7 separate regions of the Homo sapiens genome follow, and regions 2, 3, 4, 5, 6 and 7 are each linked to region 1. The links are chromatin contacts, found by Hi-C or POLR2A ChIA-PET in ENCODE. All regions are on one chromosome and are shown on one strand. The core of a region is the stretch at or near the end of the contact, and the rest is flanking DNA. Distances in the headings are between cores, read along the strand shown. Region 1 holds the start of SESN3 (sestrin 3). Region 2 overlaps SMCO4 (single-pass membrane protein with coiled-coil domains 4). Region 3 holds the start of TAF1D (TATA-box binding protein associated factor, RNA polymerase I subunit D). Region 4 holds the start of MAML2 (mastermind like transcriptional coactivator 2). Region 5 holds the start of PANX1 (pannexin 1). Region 6 overlaps MAML2 (mastermind like transcriptional coactivator 2). Region 7 overlaps MAML2 (mastermind like transcriptional coactivator 2).

Region 1 (3,013 bases), core at 1-2,500:
TAGGCGATGCAAGTTATCTCTGGGGCCCGGAGGACACGAGTGAGGACCGGGCACCAATCAGGTTCTCGCTCTGCGCCGGCCTTTGTTCTCACTCGGGAGCAGGTTGCGGGCGTCTAGCATCGGGAACCCGCATTCGACTCGGACGCGCATTGCTAGCCCCTTCGGGAGACCTGGCTCCCCTACCCGTCTGTCCCGCCACACTCGGTCAGCCTGCGCTTTCCCCAGTCAAGTCTGCCTTCTCTCCGCAGAACGTGGACGCTAAAACCCTGACTTACCATTTTAAGCTTTAGAAGAGGTAGGTTTGTCCCAATAGTTTTAAACGACAATTTGTTCTCTGAACCTTCCTTTCTGAGCAGGGCGCTGTGCTCTGCATGTATCCGAACAGCTGCCTCAGGAAGGTCTTTTGGGTGAGAAAACAAGCCCCTTTGGCCTTTTAGTGCTGGACAAGTAAATGAACTTACATCTCTAAGATAACTGCTAGAAGGTGCTTCACAAACAAGAGGAAACCGCTAAACCAGAGGTTTTGTGTCTCTCCCCTCAAACTCGATTACTTGCGTAAATATATATATAACTCAGACATTTATCCCCTATCCGCCTCCCAAGCCTCAAGTAACTGAAATCTTTGCAAAACAAGGTTCACAATAAATGATGCGTAAAGTTCTTTGAGATCCCTGGATACAAAGTACTACATAACTGCAGTCTTCTTTACAGCTAAAGTTAGATTTTGGTGGAGAGAAAGCCTAACCACTGCCCTGAAGGAAGGAACATTTAATCCTCCCACTCCCCTCCCCCTTTCTCGAGAGATCAGGAAATATTTAGCTCAATCTTAGACTCTCTAGCGAGCTCTAGCTCCCAACTATTTATCTCATTCTCCTCACCACTTCTGCAGGGACCTAGAGAAGGGGGCGTAGCTTATCTTGGGGGTGGGGCTTGGAGGGCAGTATATTTGCATATGACACACCCTCGTCCTCTTATTGGCAGAGGAGAGCAAACTGTTCCCTGCTACCCTACTACTTAGCTAACCGCCACCTCCCTTCAGTTCCGAGCCTCGGAGATAAACTTAACTTGCCCGGAGATTCAAGGCTTCCTCGGCCCCTGCGATTGGCCGGCGCGACTCCCAGTCGGGCTCTCGTTGCTCATTGGCTGCGGGCTAGCGCCCTGGGGGCGTAGCCGGAGCTGTCCGATTGGCGGGAGGGGCGGTACCGGAGCGTGGAGGTGGTGAAGGTGGTGGGGCGGCGGAGGCGGGGCCGCACTGAGGCGCTGCGGCGGCGGTGGTGGCGGTGGCAGCGGTGGCGGCTGCTCGTCCTAGCCTGGCGGGGGCGGGGGTCTGGAAGATGGGGGCGGGTGGAACAACGGGCCGGTGAGGAGCAGCCGCCGCCGTCTCCGCCGTCGCTGGGGCAGCTGCCGCGGTGGTCGCCTCTGGCAGTGCCGCTAGCTTTCAGGCAGTCGCCTCTCCTCCCGACATCCCGCCTTGAGGAGGCTGAGGCGGAATCGCGGCTGGCGGCGGGGGGACGGACCGGCCCTGCAGTGGCCGCAGTGACAGCCCGGACCCGGCCCTCCGCCCGCTCTCGCCTCGGCGCCCGCAGCCACGATGAACCGGGGCGGCGGCAGCCCGTCGGCCGCCGCCAACTACCTGCTCTGTACCAACTGCCGGAAAGTGCTGCGGAAGGTACGGGTTCGGCCCGGGGTCCTGCCGGCGAGGGTCGCTTCCTGCCGGCCGGGGCTCGGGCGGCTCGTCCCCGGGCGCGCACTGGGGGAGGCTGAGAGGGATCCCCGGGCACCGTCCCTCCGCAGGGACTGAGAAAGGGGGCGTGGGTTGAGGGCAGGAGGGTTTGGACTACTGCGGCTTTTTATTTCCGCCGGGACAGACCCAAGTCTGGAGGGGTTGGGATATTTTTTCTTCCCTTGTTCCTTTTATTTGGTGCCTTTGCTCTCCTTTACGGCTCATTTCCCTACCTTGCTACCCCGGGTCGGCTCCTTGGGCGGAGGGCGGGAGGGATCCGTTCGATCCTCCTCCCTGTGCAGTTTAGCTGTTGATGGAGGTCGGTGTGAAATCAGAGCAGCTGGGTCGGATCCCGAGGAACCTGGCCCCTCTTTGCTGTGGCTAACTCTTGCGAGTGTTGTTTTTGTTTATTCGGTTGCTTCTGCCTTGCGCGCCTTGCTCAACAACCCCCGTTTTCAAATTGTTTGGATGGTAGTCCTGTGTCTGTAGTTCAGTCTCGAAAGGAACCAGTAAAGCATCTTGAACTTTATGCCCATGGGAAATGCAATTCGACCTGGCCAGTTCCTGAGGCTGGGGTTGGGGGAGGAGAAGACTGAGGTGGATGTGGGTTATTCCTCCTTAGCACCCCCCTGCCCCCGTGTTGATCCAGAAAAATGAGGCGCACCATCAGTTTATTGCTGCTTCCTAGAGTGACTGATAGAAAGTTTACTCCAGTATTGTTTAGCTTACTTGGCTTAATCGCCCCGCGGGGAAGGGCGAGAGGGATGGGGAAGGGAATGAAAAAAAGGTCTCTAGACTTTTTGATCAGATTTTAACAGCTGCCCCAAAGTAATATTATAATCAGTTTATTCGTATTCAAACTCTATTTTTACATTTTATTAAGTGGAAACGTTAGGTGAGATGCTTCTGTTTGTTCACTACAAATGAATTAAAATTGCTGAGCTGTGCAAATGCATCGGGACTGAAAGCGGAGATGAATATGGTACCGTTTTTAGTCAACATCTCTAAATACGGTTCACTTTGGGATTGTTCTTTCTACATTTTTTTTTAAAAAAGGAAGAAAGAAAAAAGCACATAAGTAAGCAAGCTCAAATATTTGCGCTCTTTGTCCAAAAACTGTTTTTCTTCCTCTGTGGGTCAGGCCAAGTGCCAATCAAAGTTGTTTTTCAAGCCTCTTTTCCCTGCAGTAGGGCTGCTGCTTTTTTTTTTCTTCCTATTTTATTTGAGAGCGTGAGAGCAAAGGGATTGCAGATTTGAGGTTAATTGAACAGTTAAATATGCCTTAAATTG
Region 2 (3,013 bases), core at 135-2,634, 1.7 Mb after region 1:
TACCCACCCACCCACACATAAACCACAAACACGAAGAAGAGAGAGCAAACAGACAAGGCTGTGGTGGCAGGAATTGCTAGGAAACTGTGTGCTTAGCTGCCCTGCTGTGAGCTGCAGGGCCTCACACGTGTGAACTGGTGGGCTCTTCCCCCCACGACCCCTTCAGCCTTGGGCCTGCCTGGTGAACGCCATGCCTGCCATTCAGGTGGTCTTTAACCTGGGTAGATTTAGAAAATGCCAAGGTCAGTGTGCAAGCTATGTGGATTCTTCTGGGCTTCCAGGATTCTTCTGTGTATAAAATCACTATGCTGTGAAAAGAGTTGAGTCAGCTCTCCTGGTCAGCAGGCCACATTTGGCCTTGAAAATGTGGGACAGGGAGGAACATCCAAGAGGACCTTTGGAGACAGTGAGTAGATGGCTGTGTGGTCTTGGTACGTGGGCCCAGGGCCCTCTGCTGCCAGCCTTGTTACTGGCCTACAAAGTGTTCACACATTGTTGTTCTTATTTGTCATAAAAACACTTCAGCCTGCAATCTGAGTATTGGTCATTAAAAAGAAGAAGGAACTCCAGGCGGAGGCTGGCCCTCAGCGGGCCTGGCCTGCTGGTCTGTGGCCTGTGTCGTCGGTTCAGTTTGCCCAGTTACTGGGGGAATCACTACTTCAGATTCCTTGGCCTTGGAGTTAAAGGGAAATATCCTTATTTGGTTGACATTTAATTTCCTTTTTGCCTCCAAAGGAAGGGGCCTGGCCCTTGTGTAATGAGGGCTCGGGGGAAGTGGGCTATATGGGGGCCTGATTTCAGACTCTCTCTGGGCTGTGCGGGGGCCTGATTTCAGACTCTCCTGCCTCCACTTACCAAGATAGTGCCAGAAGCAGCCTGCTTGGGGAGGTTATCTGGGAGGCCGATGTCATTGTGACCCCTCTGGGGAGCATCGCTTTAGAAGATAATTATGTGTAAGTGGAGATGAAAATAGAATTCTCCAGTGCCAGGAGCAGCTGCTCTTCCGTAGTGTTTCAGGAGTTGCCTTTGGGGCCCCTCCTTCCTCCCAAACAAAACACACCCATCCAAAATGAAAGTTGTGAAGATGATTCCTAGCTAGAAAAGTGAGTGTTACAAATGTGTTTTGTGAGTGTGTAATTCCAGAAGTTATTTTTAGGGTGTTCTTTCCTTAGCACATCAAAAGAGCTTCCTTAGAGGAACTGCCTTTTAAATTGCACAGCCTTTCTCTGCCAGAGTGCTACAGGAAGTTTTGACTCAGGTAGTGTTCCTTCAGAATCTGTGGAGGCAGGCTTTGCTTCCTTGTTATAGTTAGAACAGAAAGGCCTTGCCCACGAGTGGGAGCCAGACAGGGCTCCACGTGTTCCCCTCCCATAAGACAGCCTCCTTGTCCTATGCCCAGGGGTGGCTTTTGTCTCTGCTGACATGCCCCCAACATCTAGTAAATACGTACTTGTTGATGGACAGGATGTATTGGATGTGGGCCCTGGCATCTTTGCTGGGCTCTGAGTAGGCGGCATGCTGTGATTTCACTTAGAACCCTGAGAAGTTGGTCTTCTGGTATCCAGATTGGTACTGGAACATTAAGTTCTGATTTCATCACTGCTGCCTTCGATAAGTTACTTGCCTCCCTGGGCCTCAGTTCTCTCATCTTTAATCTAGAGGGTTGGATGAAATGATTGGCATGGGGGTCTCCCTTCACCTCTCCACCCACTCTGGGCAGCCCCTTGCACTGTCTCCCTGGTCACAGTGCGAGCTCCTGGAAGGTAGAGCCGGTTTAGGCACAGGGAACATGAACTTTTTATCCCAGCCAGCCTGATAAATACAGGGCTTCCCCAGAACTCAACATGCTTCAGCCCTGGTGCTCCCTGATGGCCTGTCTGGCCAGACCCCCAGAGTTCTTGCTTTCTGGGCCAACTTGGAGGCAGAGACGAGCAGGTGGTGGAGGATTTGGCTAAATCTCCATTCTGGCTCTGGAGGCGGGTGTCTCCAGTTGCTCAACCTGATCTCCTTGTTCTTTTCTCAAGTTTCACACAACTTTTTATCCTTTCCTTGAACAAAGGCTTTTTATTTCTGGATGATGTTGTGAGAAGTTTTTGTATTTATAAGTAAGGCAGAAAAGAATGGATCATAACTACAAAATTTTATATCAATTACATTCCAAATTTGTTAAGAAATATCTATGTGTAGGAAAAAGACCATAAAGTACTTTATTTTAGTGGTCATCTCTGGATTTTCATATTATAGGAGGGCTTTTTAAGCATTTTTTTTACAATGAGCATGTACTGTCTTTATAACTATTAAAATTATTAATGATAATTAATTATTATTTATTAGGATTTAGTATGTGCCAGACAATGTAAGAACTTGCCATTACAGTATCTTATTTAATTCTCACTGTGAACCTATGACATTCCTATTTTAAAAAAACAAAATATACTGGGTGTGGTGACTTGTACCTATAGGCCCAGCTACTCAGGAGGCTGAGTTGGGAAGATCACCTGAACCCAGGAGTTTGAGGGCTACATAGCAAAACCCATCCTGTTTCTTAAAAGCAAACAAATATTAACCTAATTTTTGTTATTGTGGTGAAATATACGTAAAAATTGCTTTTTTAGGCTGGTTGTGGTGTCTCATGCCTATAATCCCAGCCCTTTGGGAGACTGAGGCAGGAGGATCACTTGAGCCTAGGAGTTGGAGACCAGCCTGGACAATATAGTGAGACCCCATCTCTACAAAAAAATTTTTAAAAAATTAGTTATGCGTGGTGGTGTGTGCCTGTAGTCCCAGCTACTTAAGAGGCTGAGTTGGGAAGGTCGCTTGAGCCCAAGAAGCTGAAGTTGCAGTGAGCTGTGATCATGTCCCTGCACTCCAGCCTGGGTGACAGTGAGACCATGTCTCAAGGAAAAAAATTGCCTTTTCAACTATTTTTAAGTGTATAGTTTTGTGGCCTTAACCACATCCCCTGAGAGATTTTTTTTTGGAACCCCTTATGTGATAAATGAGGACGCTGAGA
Region 3 (3,013 bases), core at 149-2,648, 1.5 Mb after region 1:
TGCATTTTCATTTTGCATTGAGCCTCACAAATTACACAGCTAGGCTTGCTGCTGAATACGGCAGTGAGGGACATGCCATACCAGTCCTGGAGCTTCGTCATTGCCCAGACCCTGTGGATCAAATGCAGTGGGCTGCCTAAAGGATCGGACTTTTTATCCCCGGAATTGTCCAAACTATGGAGCAAAGCAGGTAAAGAGACCAGATTACTTTTAAGGCCCGTTCAATCCTAAAATGTGAACTATAAAATAAGACTAGACAGCTTTACTGATTTTTGTGGTTTATCATATGAAAACAGAATTTTGAAAGCGGAAAAATCAAACCAGTTCATTCCTTTTTAAAATTACTTTGGGAGGCCGAGGCGGGAGGATCACCTGAGGTCGGGAGTTTGAGACCAGCCTGACCAACATGGAGAAACCCCCGCCTCTACTAAAAATGCAAAAATTAGCTGGGCATGGTGGCGCACGCCTGTAATCTCAGCTACTGGGGAGACTGAGGCAGGAGAATCGCTTGAACCCGGGAAGCAGATGTTGCGGTGAGCCAAGATCGCACCGTTGCACTCCAGCCTGGGCAACAAGAGCGAAACTCGGTCTCAAAAAAAAAAAAATTACTTTGGGAGAAAAAAACCCCACCAAAACTAAACTAGTTTACACTGTTTAATCTTAACTCAGGAACCGGTCAAGGAACTAATGGTGTGGGGCAGGGGGGATGTAGGAGGAAACTTAGGAAAAACAAATCCTCCACAGGTCTCACTTGTGACATGTTAGCCAACTCCTGGGAGGCAGAAAGGGTGAGCTTACGAAACAGGTGCAAAAGTGGGGAGGAGACCTGGGCGTGCTATGGAATAACACTGGCGTCCAGCACAAAGGTTACACACTTCGAGTCATGGTCAAAGAATGAGCCTTCTCCAATATTTTAACACACAAGGGTTTCTGAAGGCAGAAATAGACAAAGGATTACAAAACACTCAGGCACACATCCCACCCGTCACCCTCGCCACACACCCGGGACCAGATTTAGAAAGCCAGGCGACAGCTCAGCAAACGCGAGACCACCGGAAACGAACCGGGCTGAGAGGCTGTTTCCTCACAGTTCTCATCCACTCACAAGTGACCGCACGTTTTGTTTTTGTTATTTGCCGAAATGTTCTTGGCTATTCCACTCACCTAAACGGTCACGGTAGCAAAACACCCAGAGTCCGGATCTTCGCCTAGGCCAACCCCGCCTCCTCAGAATACGCGAGCTAGAGCTCCGCCCACGTTAGTCAGTCCTCCCTGCGCGGCGAGAAAAATGGCGCCCCCACGTCGCGTCTCCTCCCACCGCTCGCCTTCTTCCCGGAAGCTAAGTTGTATCGCGAGATTTCGGCCTGACTATTACTTGGGCCACGGAAATAGCCAACCCTTTTCTTCCGCACGGTTGGAGGAGGTCGGCTGGTTATCGGGAGTTGGAGGGCTGAGGTCGGGAGGGTGGTGTGTACAGAGCTCTAGGACACCAGGCCAGTCGCGGGTTTTGGGCCGAGGCCTGGGTTACAAGCAGCAAGTGCGCGGTTGGGGCCACTGCGAGGCCGTTTTAGGTAGGTTGCTAAGAGGGCGAGGCCGTCCGGGCCTGGCGGGCGGGGGAGGCGTTGCATATCTGGGGTTTCCCGGGGCCCCTTCGTTGGTCCGGAGGATCGAGACTCCGAAGTCGGTCCGAGAGGGTGAAGGGATCACGGCCGCAGGCCACTCCGCGCCACGCGGCTGGTATGAGTCCCACACAAACGTGGTTGTAGTGTGGACGGGCTTCATTATATCTTGAGATGGAGGTGTTAAATCGTGTTGCGGACAAGTTTAACCTTATTACGTGATTTAAATGATTTAACCTTCGTATGTGAGGTACCCATTACTCGCGCCGGTTTTCTGCAGGTTAGGCGCTGCCGGGTGAGAGGCGCTGGTGGTCACAGCGTTAGCTCCGGGTAAAGCGCCGCTCTCTGCCCACGTGGCCTCTAAGAATTGCAGAATCCCCACGGAGGCATCGACACCCAAGTAGGAGTGTCTTCTAAACACTTCGAAAAAGTGATTATTGAGCTAGCTTTATTTTGATAATCCCTACTTTTAAAAAAAATTAACTACAGGTATACCGTTAAAGCATGGGGGCAAATTTTTGTTGAATTCCGTTTTTGAGCATTCGATATTTAATGACTTTGTAGAATCTTGTACTTAAAAAAACTAGTAAGACCTTGTACCAGGAAAATACCACAGGGGGCATTTAACAAATCTGAGCTCTTGGTGACCTTATCGTTTCATATTTTAAATATTTTGCTAGTTCATCCTAGGATTTATATGTAATGACTCATGTCAGGTCCCAAGAAGCTACAGAATGAGACAAGAGATTGACTAAGGCATGTACAATAATGAAATAAGTAGTTATCTTTAATTTTTGTTGCCATGCCTTTTTTTTTTTTTTTTTTTTTTTTTTTTTTTTTCCTGAGACAGGGTCTTGCTCTGTCGTCCAGGCTGGAGTGCAGTGGTGCAATCTCGGCTAACAGCAACCTCCACCGCGGCTTAAGCGATCCTCCCGAGTGGCTGGGAGCAAAGGCACGGGCCAACACACCTAGCCAGTATTTTAAGAATTTTTTGTAGAGACAAGGGTCTCCTTGTGTTGCTGAGGCTCACTACATACAAGCTCCACCTCCCAGGCTCAGGTATTCCACCTACCCCAGCCTCCTGACCACAGGCGCGCGCCACTATTCTGGCTAATTTCCGTATTTTTTGTAGAGACGGAGTTTCACCACGTTGCCCAGGTTGGTCTTGAGCTCCTGGGCTCAAGCGATCCGCCCGCCTCGACCTCCCAAAGTGCTGTGTTACACAGGCCTGAGCCACCCAGACCAACCTGTTTTTCTTTTTTCTTTTAGCTCACAAGAAGGAATCTTTTTCTTTTTTTTTTTTTTTTTTTTTGGTATGTTGTATACTCTCTACCATGGGGATGAAGACACAAGAATTATGATAGTTCATTGAAAAAGGTTGAGAATTCAGAACT
Region 4 (3,013 bases), core at 165-2,664, 1.1 Mb before region 1:
GTTGCAGTATTATGCTCACCTTAATTTAATCTTCATAATTGAAAATAAGCAGAATCCACAATAAGTTTTTTTTTTTTTTTTGGAGACAGAGACTCACCCTGTTGCCCAGGTTGGAGCGCAGTGGCGTGATCTTAGCTCACTGCGACCTCCGCCTCCTGGGTTCCAGCAATTATCCTGTCTCAGCCTCCCGAGTAGCTGGGATTACAGGCGTATGACACCATGCTCAGCTAATTTTTGTAGTTTTAGCAGAGACGGGGTTTCACCATATTGGCCAGGCTGGTCTTGAACTCTTGAACTCAGGTAATACACCTGCCTTGGCCTCCCAAAGTGCTGGGATTACAGGCGTGAGCCACTGTGCCTGGCCAGGATTGGATATTTTAAAGGTTGGATCACTTGAAAATGGGGGAACAATGATCTGTGTGAGATCTATTTGGTTTCTATTATTAAACTTCTTGAAACTCAGAGCCAGGTGCAGTAGTGGTGAGTACCTGTAGTTCCAGCTACTCAGGAGGCTCAAGTGGGAGGATCACTTGAGCCCAGGAGTTCAACTCCAGCCTGGGCAACATAACAAGACTCCATTAAAAGAAAAAAAAAAAAAAAACTTTTTGAAACTCAGCTGCTACACATTGACTTTCCTCATTGTATATGTGCACCAGGTAGCTAAGGATACTTCAGGTCTTATATTTGGTTTTTCATAGGCAATCATGCATTCCCAAAAAAAAAGCGTTTTTTTCTAGAACTGGTATCGATAATTGTATCATTCTCATAAAATATTTTATTTATCCCAACTGATTTGCCTGTGATCACCCAGACTCACTTATCCAGAGACACACAAATGGGCAGGCAGGTAGACAAACGCTACACCTGCCTGCCCTTTAGGAGCTAACAATGTGATTACCTCTCCTCTCCACGCGCAACCCCTTCCGCCCTCAACACACACATTCATATCTTCCTTATTCTATTAATGAACATTTCCTCGGTGCTCACACAGCTCGTGCTAGGTTGCTCAGTGGTGTCATTTACAATATACTGAAAAATGAAAATGATATCCTCAGCGGGGCGTAATGTAGGGCTGAAAGGGAAAACACATTCCTGGCCCGGAATTTCTTAAACATTTAGAGCTGGTGAAATGGTTGTGTAGAGGTTGGGGAATTTCCCCAGCCTTCCCCGCTTAACCGAGTCTGATGCTGAGCTGAGCCAGGGCAGCTGAGATGCGCAGGGCTTGGGATTTACCTCTTCAGCCACTGGGAGGCCCTCTGCGTTCCCCTTTCCCCGGTGCCTGGCTGCGATTACTCACTCGCGCAGTGGCACCAGCCTTCCACCAGGGAGCCTCGAACGAGCTCTCCCGCCCTCTCCCCGCCCCCCCACCCCCATCTGCAGCTTGCTGGCTCTCTCTTTCTCCTTCTCTGTCTCACTCTCTCTCTTTCTCTCCCTCTCCTATCGGAGCACAATGAAAGCCTGTGTATCGCCGTGACTCCGGGCGCGAGCCAGTGTCAGCAAAGCGGCTAACAACAGACGAGAAAGAGAAAGGAAAATACAAGCTACTTTTTTTTTCCATCTATAAAGCGGAGCAAATACAGGAGATAGAACCAGATTGCTTATTGCGAGTCCAGACCCTCAGATCCACTGGCCGGGGATGGAATGTACAAAAGTGGACAGAAAAGTGGCTGGACATGACTCGGTGCAATTTGCTGGAAGTTTGTAAGTTTGACCATCGTTTGTAAATTACTCTCGGAAGAGTTTGTCTCTCTTGATACTGTATTAGAATAGAGCCGGGGGTGAGGAATAGAAACGTAAGCGGGAAAGAAAAAAATGTGTTGAAGGATCTCTCTCAGTGGCTAGCGACTTAAGATTGCTTTTCATTTAAGGCTAGGAAACCTTAGAGGGAGTGAGGATTTTACCGGTGATTGGATTAGCTGAAGAAAAAAGCATGGTCCAAAAGTCCAATTACTGACATTGTTAACAGTTGAAAAGCTGTCTCCCTCTTTTGGGAGAAGACAACATCCTACAGTACCCCAAAGAGGAGAAAACACCGGAGCGAAAGGAAAGGGAGGAAAAATTAAAAGCCAAAAGACAGTCTCCCTTGATTTTTGCACATTTTGAACAGTGACTTAAACATCTTCTGAAACAGCACTGTTTTGTTTTGTTTTGGTTTTTTATTTAACCTGAGGAAAAGTCAAGGCTGCTGGTTACATAGACATGGTAGAAATGTGTTTCTCTGCAGAAACATCCCCATAAAGAATTGTCGGAAACAACTAGGTGAGGGGGAGTCCTCTCTATTAATACCTCTCTCAATACCTTTTGCTGTGTGTTTCTGTCTCTTGCTGGACAATCCCTGAATTCTTGATCTAACCCCCAGATCGTGTGTTTACAAAGTACCTAGTGGCTCTTGTCAGCTTGGTGGAGGAAAAAAAATCCACCAACTCTGTCCAACTTCTCCAGAGCTGTCAAATGCAATTAGAGTAAGTTAATCAGGGTTTGTTTCCAACTTATCCTCCCCCCAGTTGGTTTCTATTCTTTCTCCCCACCCTCTTTTTACTAACTCCCCTCCCCCACAACTTCTCCACGGCTCCCCCACAACCTCTGAAGACCTCTATTCATGTGGCCCTGAACACTGAGCTCACATTGTCAAAAACAGACTTGCCTGCAATAGCCAGCAGTAGCCTCTTTCCACCTCACCATCCCAGAGGCAGCAATCATTGTGTCCGGTAAGATGGGGGACACAGCGCCCCCGCAGGCCCCCGCAGGAGGGCTAGGGGGGGCCTCTGGGGCGGGGCTCCTTGGAGGGGGCTCAGTCACCCCGAGAGTGCACAGTGCTATCGTGGAGCGCCTCCGGGCTCGGATCGCTGTCTGCCGCCAACACCACCTGAGCTGTGAAGGACGATATGAACGAGGTAGGGCCGAGAGCTCAGACCGGGAAAGAGAAAGCACCTTGCAGCTCCTGAGCCTTGTACAGCATGGCCAGGGGGCAAGGAAAGCTGGCAAACACACCAAGGCCACCGCCACTGCTGCC
Region 5 (3,013 bases), core at 359-2,858, 1.1 Mb after region 1:
CTCCAGGAACTCTGACTTATCCTCCTGCCTTGGCTAGGAGAGTCACTGTGTCTCTCTTTCCAGGAACATATAACATTCTCTGCCATCTCAAAACCTTAACAAAGGTCTTACTCCTTCTTGTCCAAATCCCACCCACCCTCTGACAAAAGTTTTCCCAAAGTCCAGCCGCACTGGGTCCTCTCTCTTCCCCTGCCACAGAACTGTATTTAACCCTCCTGCGCTACCTTCCTGTTGGTTCATAAACACTCTCTCCTGTGTGGAGAGTCAGAACAGCTGATGAGGAAGGTAAGGCACGTAGCCACGTGATCCTGCCCAAACCACCAGACTTTCCAATCTCACACAACTGTTATGAAGCTCAAATGATAATTTACAGGAAGGGGACTTGTTCATCTCACATTTGTAAGACCGTCCAAGTTGAGGATCCCTCTAATGCCTGCCAAGTGCAGATATTTCCTATCATTCACAACCCTAGAGAGCTAAGATCTCAGCAAATACCAATTATATGTAAGACACTGAAAGAACACACTTCTCATGGAGCACCGGTCTTCACATCCTCCATGTAGCCACTCAGGAACTTCTCTGGTGTAAAATTTTAGGCGGCTGGACAAATATGTAGGAGACAGGGGTGAAAAACGGGGACACAGCTATTCTTGGCAAATCTGGTGGCAAGGTGCCAGTTCTAAGGGTGGAACATAAACTATAAGCCACAGTCCGATCAGAGGGGCATGAGGAACAAAAGAACTGAGGAGTAGGGATGCGAGCAGAGTAGACCAGGGTACCAATGAAACACCTGGGCAAAGAACGCTTTGGACCATAAAACTGGGGCCACTGCCCTTCCTGACGCTCACGACCATCACAGCTGGGCGTACCCAGACTCGGGCCTGTGAGCCGTAAAATCGCAGCTCACCGGGCCAGACCGGGGCGGCCACTCCCCTCCGTCCTGGGCGAGGCTTACCAATCGAGATCTCCTGCGCGAAGGCCAGCGAGATGAGCAGCAGGGGCAGCCCCACCGCAATGCACGTGACCATCTTGTCCACAGCCAGCTCCAGTCGCAGCCCCTTGAACTTGGGCTCCGTGGGCTCCTTCAGCAAGAAATCCGAGAACACGTACTCCGTGGCCAGTTGAGCGATGGCCATGGCTGCGGCGCGCCAGGCTCGACCAGGAGGTCCGGGTACAGCCGGCGTCGGGAAAGCTGCGCGGCGCCTTCACCCAGTCACCGGCCGGGCGCGCGGCTTTCGCTTTCCCTTTGCCTGCTCCCGCATCCCGCCTGCCTTTGTGTCTCGGTGCCTCAGGCTCCCAGCGACTCCGCTGGGCTCTCGCGCTCGCTGCCTCCGCCGCCGGCGGGGCGGGGCGGGGCGGGAACCCGAGAGCTCCGCTTCCTGCGGTTCCACCCCGCACGCCCGTGCAAGTCCCCGGGCCGCGCGCGGCACTCGGATTCGCGCCTCTCCCGCGCACCCCCAGGCGCGGGAACCACGCGCGGAACAAAGCGCTTCCCTCTGGCCCTGCCCCTCCGCGCCGCCCTGGCTGCCGAAGCGGCCGCCGGGATAGCCCTGCGCTCACAGCCAGCTGCGCCGCGCTCTTCCGGAACCATGCGGGGAAACCAAGTACCCAGGGGCGTGGAGCTTCCGGAAGACGCGGTGACGCGGGGCGGGGTGGGCGCGGCTGCATTCCGCGCCCCTCGGGCCACTCTCTGACAAAGGGATTTTCCCACTGAGCGGCACCTTTGGAAATTCTCCCGTCCCTCCCTGCCGGATTCTCCTCACGTCCTGGCACCCGGGAGTTTTAAAATCATTTCTGCAAGCGACTCTTTCTGTGGATGGGATGGCCCCCTTTACGCCCCACCCCCAACATTTCCAACACGGTGAAATCGGGTTAGAAGGAGCTGCAAAAGCTTCAAAGAACAGTCAGTGCCATAAAAGGCCAATCGAGCGGTGTAGACCGACGGTGCCTTGCAGAGGGAGCGCTGGACCCTTCCAGGAGCTCCGCGTGAGAGGGTGGCGCGGAAACGGTAGTGAGTGTGGAGTTTCGAGGCCTGAGTAGCGCTGCTGGTCCCGTTTCTCTTTCCTCTGCCATCCCAATCAGAGCCTTGTTCCGGGAGCCAGCAGAGAGAGGGGGGCCTGCAGGTAGGTGGGTGTTGGGGCTGCAGAGAGCTGCTTCTGAACAGCTCATAGGAAGTGGATGATGGAAAGACAGGAGGAAATACTCTGACCAGTGTCCACGGAAATTAAGGCTGTTGAAGTAGAAATAATTTGATTTATTGGAAGCTAAATGTGAGGATCCACCCAAGAAGACTTACCAGCAAAGTTGGGCATGTTTCAAAATTTGTTACACGTTGGAAGGGTTTTAGAAGAAAGTTTAGGAAAAGGGAGGAGGACCCCTTATATCAGAGGTGGGATTTTTTTCATCGGAGGGTATGGTACACAGGTTACAGTCACTGGCTGCAGATGACAACATACAGGCTAAAATGTTTTGTGCACAAGAAAATCAAAGTTTATATGATTCAGAAACAAGTCAGTGTTCTTTTCAATGTCAGTATTTTACATACTAATCAGTACATCAGCAGTTTGAGGAACTGACAAAAGGATTTGAAGGACTCACAGTAAGATTTTTTACTCAGGGACAGGATCTAAGCCATGAATCATAAGACCTTTCTTAGATGGCTTAGTTTGGAAGCCCTGTCAAATGTGACATGTAGGTTATCACCAGTAACATTTGAAGCAGGCAGGACCTGCAAACATGAGGGCTCCTTGGGGCAGGGCTTGGCTCCCTTCTCTGTGGGTCCACAGATACAAGCCTCAACTCCCACATGTACCTCTCCACCCCAGCCTGGCCGCTAAACACACATCCAAGAGCGTATACAGCTCTCTCCGCGTAGATGGCTCATAGGGCTTCAAACTCATAACGGCCAGGACTTCAGTCTTCATCTTCCCCTTAAACCTGAACTCCATCTTCCCCATCTTACTAAATGTACCACCAGCCACCTGTGCACCCAAGTCGGAATCCTGGAGCACCA
Region 6 (3,013 bases), core at 177-2,676, 1.0 Mb before region 1:
CTTACCTGATGCAGTATGCCCACCATGAAGTCATCCGTCTTAATCATCTTCAATAACAGGCAACTTGAAATTTCTCAAAAGTCTGTGCATATTTGATTCCCTCTAGCAGTTCCAATAAAAATAACCAAGTCATTTCCATGGTATATGAATGAAGTGGATTATGATGCCAACATTATATTGTTTCATAACTTTCTGAGTATGTTTCTCAGTTTTAGAGATTTATTCTAATCCAAATATGCATTTATTCGAGCAATTTAGTGTTTGCTTGATGTATATACTGTATTAATCTCTTCTCTTGCTGCCAATAAAGACATACTTAAGACTGGGTAATTTATAAAGGAAAGAGTTTTAATTGACTCACAGTTCTGCATAGTGAGGGAGGCCTTACAGTTATGGCAGAAGGCAAATGAGGAGCAAAGTCACATCTTACATGGCGGCAGACAACAGATCGTGTGCAGGGGAACTCCCCTTTATAAAACCATCAGATCTCGTGAGACTTATTAACTATCACGAGAACAGCATGGGAAAGACTCACCCCTATGATTCAATTACCTCCCACTGGGTCCCTCCCATGACAGATAGGAATTAGGGGAACTACAATTCAAGATGCAATTTGGGTGGGGACACAGCCAAACCATATCATATACCAATTTTCCTTGTAAGTAGGGTTTTTGATTTTTCAAATGTTTGTTCCTTGGAAGCCACATAGGTAGGAAAAATATTTACTTACTTTTTTGCTTTGAGACAGGGTCTCCCTCTCTCACCAGGCTGGAGTGGTGTGATCATAACTCACTGTAACCTCAAACTCCTGGGCTCAAGCCATCCTCTCACTTCAGCCTCTGGAGTAGCTAGGACTACAGGAGTACACCACCATACCTGGCTAATTTTGAAATTTTTATTTTATTTTTTGTCAAGACCAGGGTCTTGCTATGTTGCCCAGGCTGCTCTCGAACTCCTGGACTCAAGTGACTCTCCCTCCTCAGCCTTCCAAAGTGCTGGGATTACAGGTATGAGTCAGTGCACCCAGCCTACTTTTTAAGATGTATGCTTAAAGATGCTATGGTAGAAAGGGAAATACAAAGTTAAATAAAGATATCCAAATACCATTATAGCATCAAACTTCATAATAAAATGAAATCATAGAGAGCAGAGATGGCATCCTTCTGGTTCTGAATGTATGTACCTGTCAACAAAAGAAAGCCATCTCCATGTTTCCAGAGTCATGATGAAATCACATTTCAAATTGTTTCAACAGGTGCCTTATGTCAAATGCCTCTTCCTATAAAAGAAACTGCTGAGTTGTTCTAAACAGTGCATGAAAATAGCAAGTGGGCTGAGTGAGCAATCACAGTGAGGTCCTGAGAGGTGTAAAAAACCCCAGATTCAGATTCAGCTTCCTCCAGAGAGTGGGGTTACCTCCCACCATGCTTGAGGGACAGCCCTCCCATAATTAGACTCTACTCACAGTCTCAGCCTGAAGTGTGACTAGCTGAAACTAGTGACTGGAGGAATTGAGCCCCTGTAGGGAGGTCAGAACAGGTAGCACTTTCCTTCTCTTGCTCCCTGCCAATGGTTACCCCTACATAGAATTTTTATTCCTACCTCTGGGCAGCACCAGCCCGTTAATAATGAACCTAGAATGTGAAGTGAAAATCAGCACCATGTGCGGTAAGCATTAGGTAATTACATTTCACTTGTTTAATTAAGTTTCACTTTCTGGTTGCCTTGAGGGAACTGTAGGAAAGGATTTTGATTTTGTTTTTGTTTTTGTTTTTCCTGATGCTTTTTTTCTTTTTTCCCCTAGCTAGAAGCTGAATAATTCCACACAGTGTTGAAATGGATATGCTGTGTTTGTGTTGGCCGAATTAAGCATCTATAATCATGTATTTCCTCTCTTTTGTCTATTTGTGTCACAGTCTTAATATGTGGGATAGAAATTTTGTTTAGTGGAGACATAATTTTTTGATTGTCTTAGGGCTTATTTAAACCAGCTCATCTCCATTATAATGTGTTTCTGTACTTTACTCATCAGCTTGGCACTGACTCCACTATTGTTTTCTTCAAATACTGTGTATTTTCCCTGAAAGTCCAAGTAGCTGACAATTTTGCTACCTCTGCAAGGAAATCTGCTTTATTTTCTCCTAGGTTTTACACATATATAAAACTATACATTAGGGACATACTGTTCCTCAGCAGGCTACATGGCCTTTCATTCACTCTCTTAAAAATATCTGTGGACCTATTATGTGAAATAATGTATGATTTGCTCAATGGGAGATTTACTTCTCAATAACGTTATGTTTTATTAAGCCTCACGTATTTCTAAATTTATATACCTTGAATAATAATTCCATCACAGAAGGGGCTCATTATTAACCACATTTCCATGTGTGATATTCACCGAGGCATGTCCCTGGAAACATACCTAACCACATAAGAGTAAAAGCCTGTCATAGCACAGGAAGCCTAGAATAAGTACATCCTACCATTTAAGCACCTAGGTCTTAATATGTCAGTTCATAATTAGATTCTACCTTTGTGGTCAGTATTTGAAATTGAGATATAGTTAATCAGTTAGAGAGGTAGTCAATTTCACTTTGTCAGTGAAGCTCAGAATCGCACCAATATGTTGTTTTTCTTTTTTTTTTTTTGAGACGGAGTCTCACTCTGTTGCCCAGGGTGGAGTGCAGTGGTGCCATCTCGGCTCACTGCAAGCTCCGCCTCCTGGGTTCATGTCATTCTCCTGCCTCAGCCTCCCGAGTAGCTGGGACTACAGGTGCCCACCACCACGCCCAGCTAATTTTTTTGTATTTTTAGTAGAGATGGGGTTTTACCGTGTTAGCCAGGATGGTCTCAATCTCCTGACCTCGTGATCTGTCCACCTCGACCTCCCGAAGTGCTGGGATTACAGGTGTGAGCCACCACGCCTGGCCAATATGTTGTTTTTCAAAGACTGCCGTCCTCATACAGACCAGCTTGGTACTGACAGAGGAGGTGAAATGGGAAAAGTTCC
Region 7 (3,013 bases), core at 242-2,741, 1.0 Mb before region 1:
GATGGACAGACAGACGGATAGATGGATGAATGGGTGGATGGTTGAATAGTGTGTGATTGCTCTGAGAGTCCAGGTGCTGGGTTCAAGTCACAGCTTTGTTAACTCACTCCCTGGCCTATAGCAAATGAATGATACAAACCTCTGTTTCTTCAATGTAATCATAGTTCTGTAGAGTCGTAGGGGTGAAATGAAATAATGCATGTAAAGAACTTTGTGTTATAATTGGCACATAGTGCTCAGAAATGTTAGCTATTATTAATATAATAAAACAATAATCGATATATATGGCTATAACCATATAAACCATTTTTAATTTAAGGATGAATAATTACAACGTGTAGATATCATGAATGCATTGATTGTAATACACTTCAGAATACCAGTAATTTTCTAATCATTAGAGTTTAAGCTCTTCTATCCATATATTAGAAGTGTAACAACCACAAGCTTCCTTATCTACTTATAGAATTGCAAGCATAGCTTACATATGAAAACGTTCTTACACGTCATAATAGGGCAGCCAGTTGTATTAAGCACCTTGTCTTATTAAGATACCATTGTTGTGTGCAGTCAAATGTTTGTAGTTTCTTGGTAAGTGCCCTTAAGGCAGATGTCTTACCCTCCAGGGAGACACTGAGGCTCTCAAAAGGGGTAATAATATTTCAAAACATCTGGAACACGGTTTGAGCCATTAGGCCGCACAGCCCCAAGTTTTTATTAATTTGTACTCCAGACTTCACTAGAGGAAAAAGCAGCACGATTTTTAGGCGAAGGAATAAGCCACTTGAGGTCCGCCTCTGAATCAGTTTCACAAAGAAAAGTCCATCAGTGCAGAGGAAGGCCAGCGGACCTGAGTACCTATGTCGTGGTTAAAGAAGGATGACTGGGCCGGGCGCGGTGGCTCACGCCAGTAATCCCAGCACTTTGGGAGGCCAAGATGGGCGGATCACGACAAACCATCCTGACTAACACGGTGAAACCCTTTCTCTACTAAAAATACAAAAAATTAGCCAGGCGTGGTGGCGTGCGCCTGTAGTCCCAGCTACTCGGAAGGCTGAGGCAGGAGAATGGCATGAACCTGGGAGGCGGAGCTTGCAGTGAGACAACATCGCGCCACTGCACTCCAGCCTGGGCGACAAAGCGAGACTCCGTCTCAAAAAAAAAAAAAAAAGAAAAAGAAGGATGACTGTTCAGAAGGCACTTTCAGCTTTTCTCATAGTTTTAACATGTGGGTCTTCCTTCTTGGAGGTATGGGAAAAACAGTCTAAGCCTGATGAGAAAAGGCTGTGGATTTCTCAGGTGATGGCTCTCGCGAGGTCTGAGCCGCGCGGCTGGGGTCTGGCTCCGCGCGTGCCTGGACACGCACAGATTGTTTTGAACTTGAGCAACGCCTCCTGCTAGCTTTCCACCCGATTTCTGTCTGTTCAGAGCTGGCCTCCTCTAGCAGGAAGTGCCTGCCGTTTAAGGAGTGCAGGCAATTCCCGACAGCCAACCCCGCCTCCCCCGCCTCCTTGCTCTGCTTCCTTCTCATTGGTCTGGAGGCCGGCCGGGCCTTATCCTCGCATTTTTAAAATGTCTTCTTTTGTCAGCTTGAGGTTTTCCAGAATTTAAAAGCGGAAAGGAAGAGAGAAGGACAAGGAAGCTATAAAAGACACATTAAATAAACTCTACTGGGAACAAGTGTGTGTGTGTGTAAGAGAGAATGTAACTTTTGCAAGGGAAGTTGGTAGATTGCTTATTATTTTAACAAAGAGGGGGTGTGTGTGTATGTGTATGTGTGTGTGTGTGTGTCCCTGAACTGGAGAAGCAGATGTTTAAAGGAGGCAGCAGGAAGCAGTTCTGACAAATGAAAGGATTTTTGATTGAATTCATGAGCTAAAGTTTCCTGCCAGTAATGCATTCAACCCTAGGCTACATAAAAGAAAAACCTATATAATTGAGGTTTAATTGCTTAACTTTTAAACATGCAACCAGAACAGGCAAGTGTAGCTTCCACAGGTAAACCTAAGTGATGCTGTAAGCTGATTTGGGGTTATTATTTATTGGCACTTCATAAAATTATGATCCTTTCCCCTTTATCATGCTCCTGCTTTTTCAGTGCTTGAGTGCCAGAGTCTATCCCTTATTGTCTGTGTAAGTTAAAATCCTTGGTGCACACTTTTTTTTTCTCTTTAAGCTGTTTCGTGAGCAGGTGCAGATGGCTTTCATGAACTGAGCCAAATGAAATGCTCTGTTTCAGCCTGCAGAAACTAAAGTTTTTAAAAACGGAACAACTGTTTTGTGCTGTACCTATAATTCAACTGGAAAATGTTTTCCCCCTTTTATGATGAAAACTGCCATCTCTGTTTCTCTTACTGAATCTGGTTTATTTACAGCCTTAAGGAAATCTTGTCACTAAAATCCACCCTCACCACTCCTCCAGTATTTTTCAGTCTGATGATTTCACAACCAGAGCCATTGCAAAATAAGAGTACATGGGCATTTTTTTAAAATCCCTAGTGATTTTTATGAAGTTTTTTCCTGTCTTGTTTCTCATTGTATAATTAAGTAAACAGTTTCAGGAATACTCAAAACATTGAGAGTGCTCTACCTTTTCATAAATATAATATGAAATAAATCACTTTATTCATCAAGGGTTTTAATTTTAAACCAAGCAACAGAAAGAGGGGCATCCACTTGGTTTGGTGCTTGCATTGTTGAATCCTCTTGAGAAACAAAGTAAAAAAGTGAATTAACTTCCTTGGATCATAGAAAGCTCTAGTGGCCATGGTTGTGATGAACCTTAGCTTTCTGCTCCAATCACACTTGCATGGGCTCTCATGCAAAGATATATAACAAGTAACCATAACCCAAAGCTGTAATTTTGCTAATTTGCTGAACCCTGAACTGAATAAAACCCAAATATTAATGTTGTAACTGAAGCAAAATATGTTCAAAAATAGACCAAACAAACTAATTCAAACCAGAACGATACTTAGATATTTTCTAAAATGATTGAACAGAGCAAAACTAG

The links. Hi-C counts contacts between places; a loop is a spot of excess contacts on that map. ChIA-PET counts read pairs that join two places held with the same protein, here RNA polymerase II (POLR2A). Pooled maps may share reads with other maps.
Region 2: a map with no recorded cell type shows a loop between it and region 1 (7-fold over the local background). The contact joins the enhancer-like site here to the promoter of SESN3 in region 1. A Hi-C loop is called at or near these places in 5 of 37 single-sample maps with no recorded cell type and 3 of 50 pooled maps. POLR2A ChIA-PET finds 5 or more read pairs at or near these places in 1 of 52 experiments (activated CD4-positive, alpha-beta T cell).
Region 3: a pooled map shows a loop between it and region 1 (27-fold over the local background). The contact joins the promoter of TAF1D here to the promoter of SESN3 in region 1. A Hi-C loop is called at or near these places in 14 of 50 pooled maps. POLR2A ChIA-PET finds 5 or more read pairs at or near these places in 2 of 52 experiments (CD4-positive, alpha-beta T cell and OCI-LY7).
Region 4: a loop to region 1 is called in a map of naive thymus-derived CD4-positive, alpha-beta T cell, with 7 times the contacts of the local background. The contact joins the promoter of MAML2 here to the promoter of SESN3 in region 1. A Hi-C loop is called at or near these places in 2 of 168 maps with a recorded cell type or tissue (colonic mucosa and naive thymus-derived CD4-positive, alpha-beta T cell) and 10 of 50 pooled maps. POLR2A ChIA-PET finds 5 or more read pairs at or near these places in 2 of 52 experiments (GM10248 and activated naive CD4-positive, alpha-beta T cell).
Region 5: a loop to region 1 is called in a pooled map, with 8 times the contacts of the local background. The contact joins the promoter of PANX1 here to the promoter of SESN3 in region 1. A Hi-C loop is called at or near these places in 3 of 37 single-sample maps with no recorded cell type and 10 of 50 pooled maps. POLR2A ChIA-PET finds 5 or more read pairs at or near these places in 3 of 52 experiments (A673, Caco-2 and OCI-LY7).
Region 6: a pooled map shows a loop between it and region 1 (5-fold over the local background). The contact joins the enhancer-like site here to the promoter of SESN3 in region 1. A Hi-C loop is called at or near these places in 2 of 37 single-sample maps with no recorded cell type and 7 of 50 pooled maps. POLR2A ChIA-PET finds 5 or more read pairs at or near these places in 1 of 52 experiments (naive thymus-derived CD4-positive, alpha-beta T cell).
Region 7: a pooled map shows a loop between it and region 1 (5-fold over the local background). The contact joins the enhancer-like site here to the promoter of SESN3 in region 1. A Hi-C loop is called at or near these places in 1 of 37 single-sample maps with no recorded cell type and 9 of 50 pooled maps. POLR2A ChIA-PET finds 5 or more read pairs at or near these places in 2 of 52 experiments (A673 and GM12878).

What each region holds. Positions count from the first base shown.
Region 1 is chr11:95,229,439-95,232,451 of GRCh38, reverse strand. SESN3 (sestrin 3) reads left to right here and starts at 1,250. Exons shown (of 10, transcript NM_144665.4): 1 at 1,250-1,669. The coding sequence starts at 1,592. It overlaps LOC100129203 (a long non-coding RNA gene), which reads right to left and starts at 2,266. Exons shown (of 6, transcript NR_110295.2): 1 at 1,957-2,266; 2 at 879-1,327; 3 at 276-400. RefSeq lists enhancers at 1-231, 232-871 and silencers at 1,227-1,376, 1,387-1,696.
Region 2 is chr11:93,527,362-93,530,374 of GRCh38, reverse strand. The region is part of intron 1 of SMCO4 (single-pass membrane protein with coiled-coil domains 4); the gene reads left to right. Among named protein-coding and RNA genes, the nearest start is that of SMCO4, 15 kb to the left of the region's middle. RefSeq lists an enhancer at 2,998-3,013. Within about 2 kb of position 1,384, at least 21 of the 41 ENCODE cell types and tissues checked have a DNase peak (open chromatin) inside an H3K27ac peak, as active enhancers do.
Region 3 is chr11:93,739,880-93,742,892 of GRCh38, reverse strand. It overlaps TAF1D (TATA-box binding protein associated factor, RNA polymerase I subunit D), which reads left to right and starts at 1,398. Exons shown (of 6, transcript NM_024116.4): 1 at 1,398-1,571. C11orf54 (chromosome 11 open reading frame 54) reads right to left here and starts at 1,221. Exons shown (of 9, transcript NM_001286069.2): 1 at 1,165-1,221. RefSeq lists enhancers at 1-8, 529-648, 415-1,100, 1,229-1,738.
Region 4 is chr11:96,341,596-96,344,608 of GRCh38, reverse strand. It overlaps MAML2 (mastermind like transcriptional coactivator 2), which reads left to right and starts at 1,414. Exons shown (of 5, transcript NM_032427.4): 1 at 1,414-3,013. The coding sequence starts at 2,714. RefSeq lists silencers at 1,231-1,420, 2,538-2,797.
Region 5 is chr11:94,127,436-94,130,448 of GRCh38, reverse strand. PANX1 (pannexin 1) reads right to left here and starts at 1,608. Exons shown (of 5, transcript NM_015368.4): 1 at 956-1,608. The coding sequence starts at 1,136. RefSeq lists enhancers at 1,036-1,295, 1,616-1,675 and a silencer at 1,316-1,385.
Region 6 is chr11:96,266,209-96,269,221 of GRCh38, reverse strand. The region is part of intron 1 of MAML2 (mastermind like transcriptional coactivator 2); the gene reads left to right. Among named protein-coding and RNA genes, the nearest start is that of MIR1260B, 74 kb to the left of the region's middle. Within about 2 kb of position 1,426, at least 7 of the 41 ENCODE cell types and tissues checked have a DNase peak (open chromatin) inside an H3K27ac peak, as active enhancers do.
Region 7 is chr11:96,241,814-96,244,826 of GRCh38, reverse strand. All of the region lies in intron 1 of MAML2 (mastermind like transcriptional coactivator 2), which reads left to right. Among named protein-coding and RNA genes, the nearest start is that of MIR1260B, 98 kb to the left of the region's middle. RefSeq lists an enhancer at 1,131-1,280. Within about 2 kb of position 1,491, at least 38 of the 41 ENCODE cell types and tissues checked have a DNase peak (open chromatin) inside an H3K27ac peak, as active enhancers do; they include A673 and GM12878, where a contact is called at or near this core.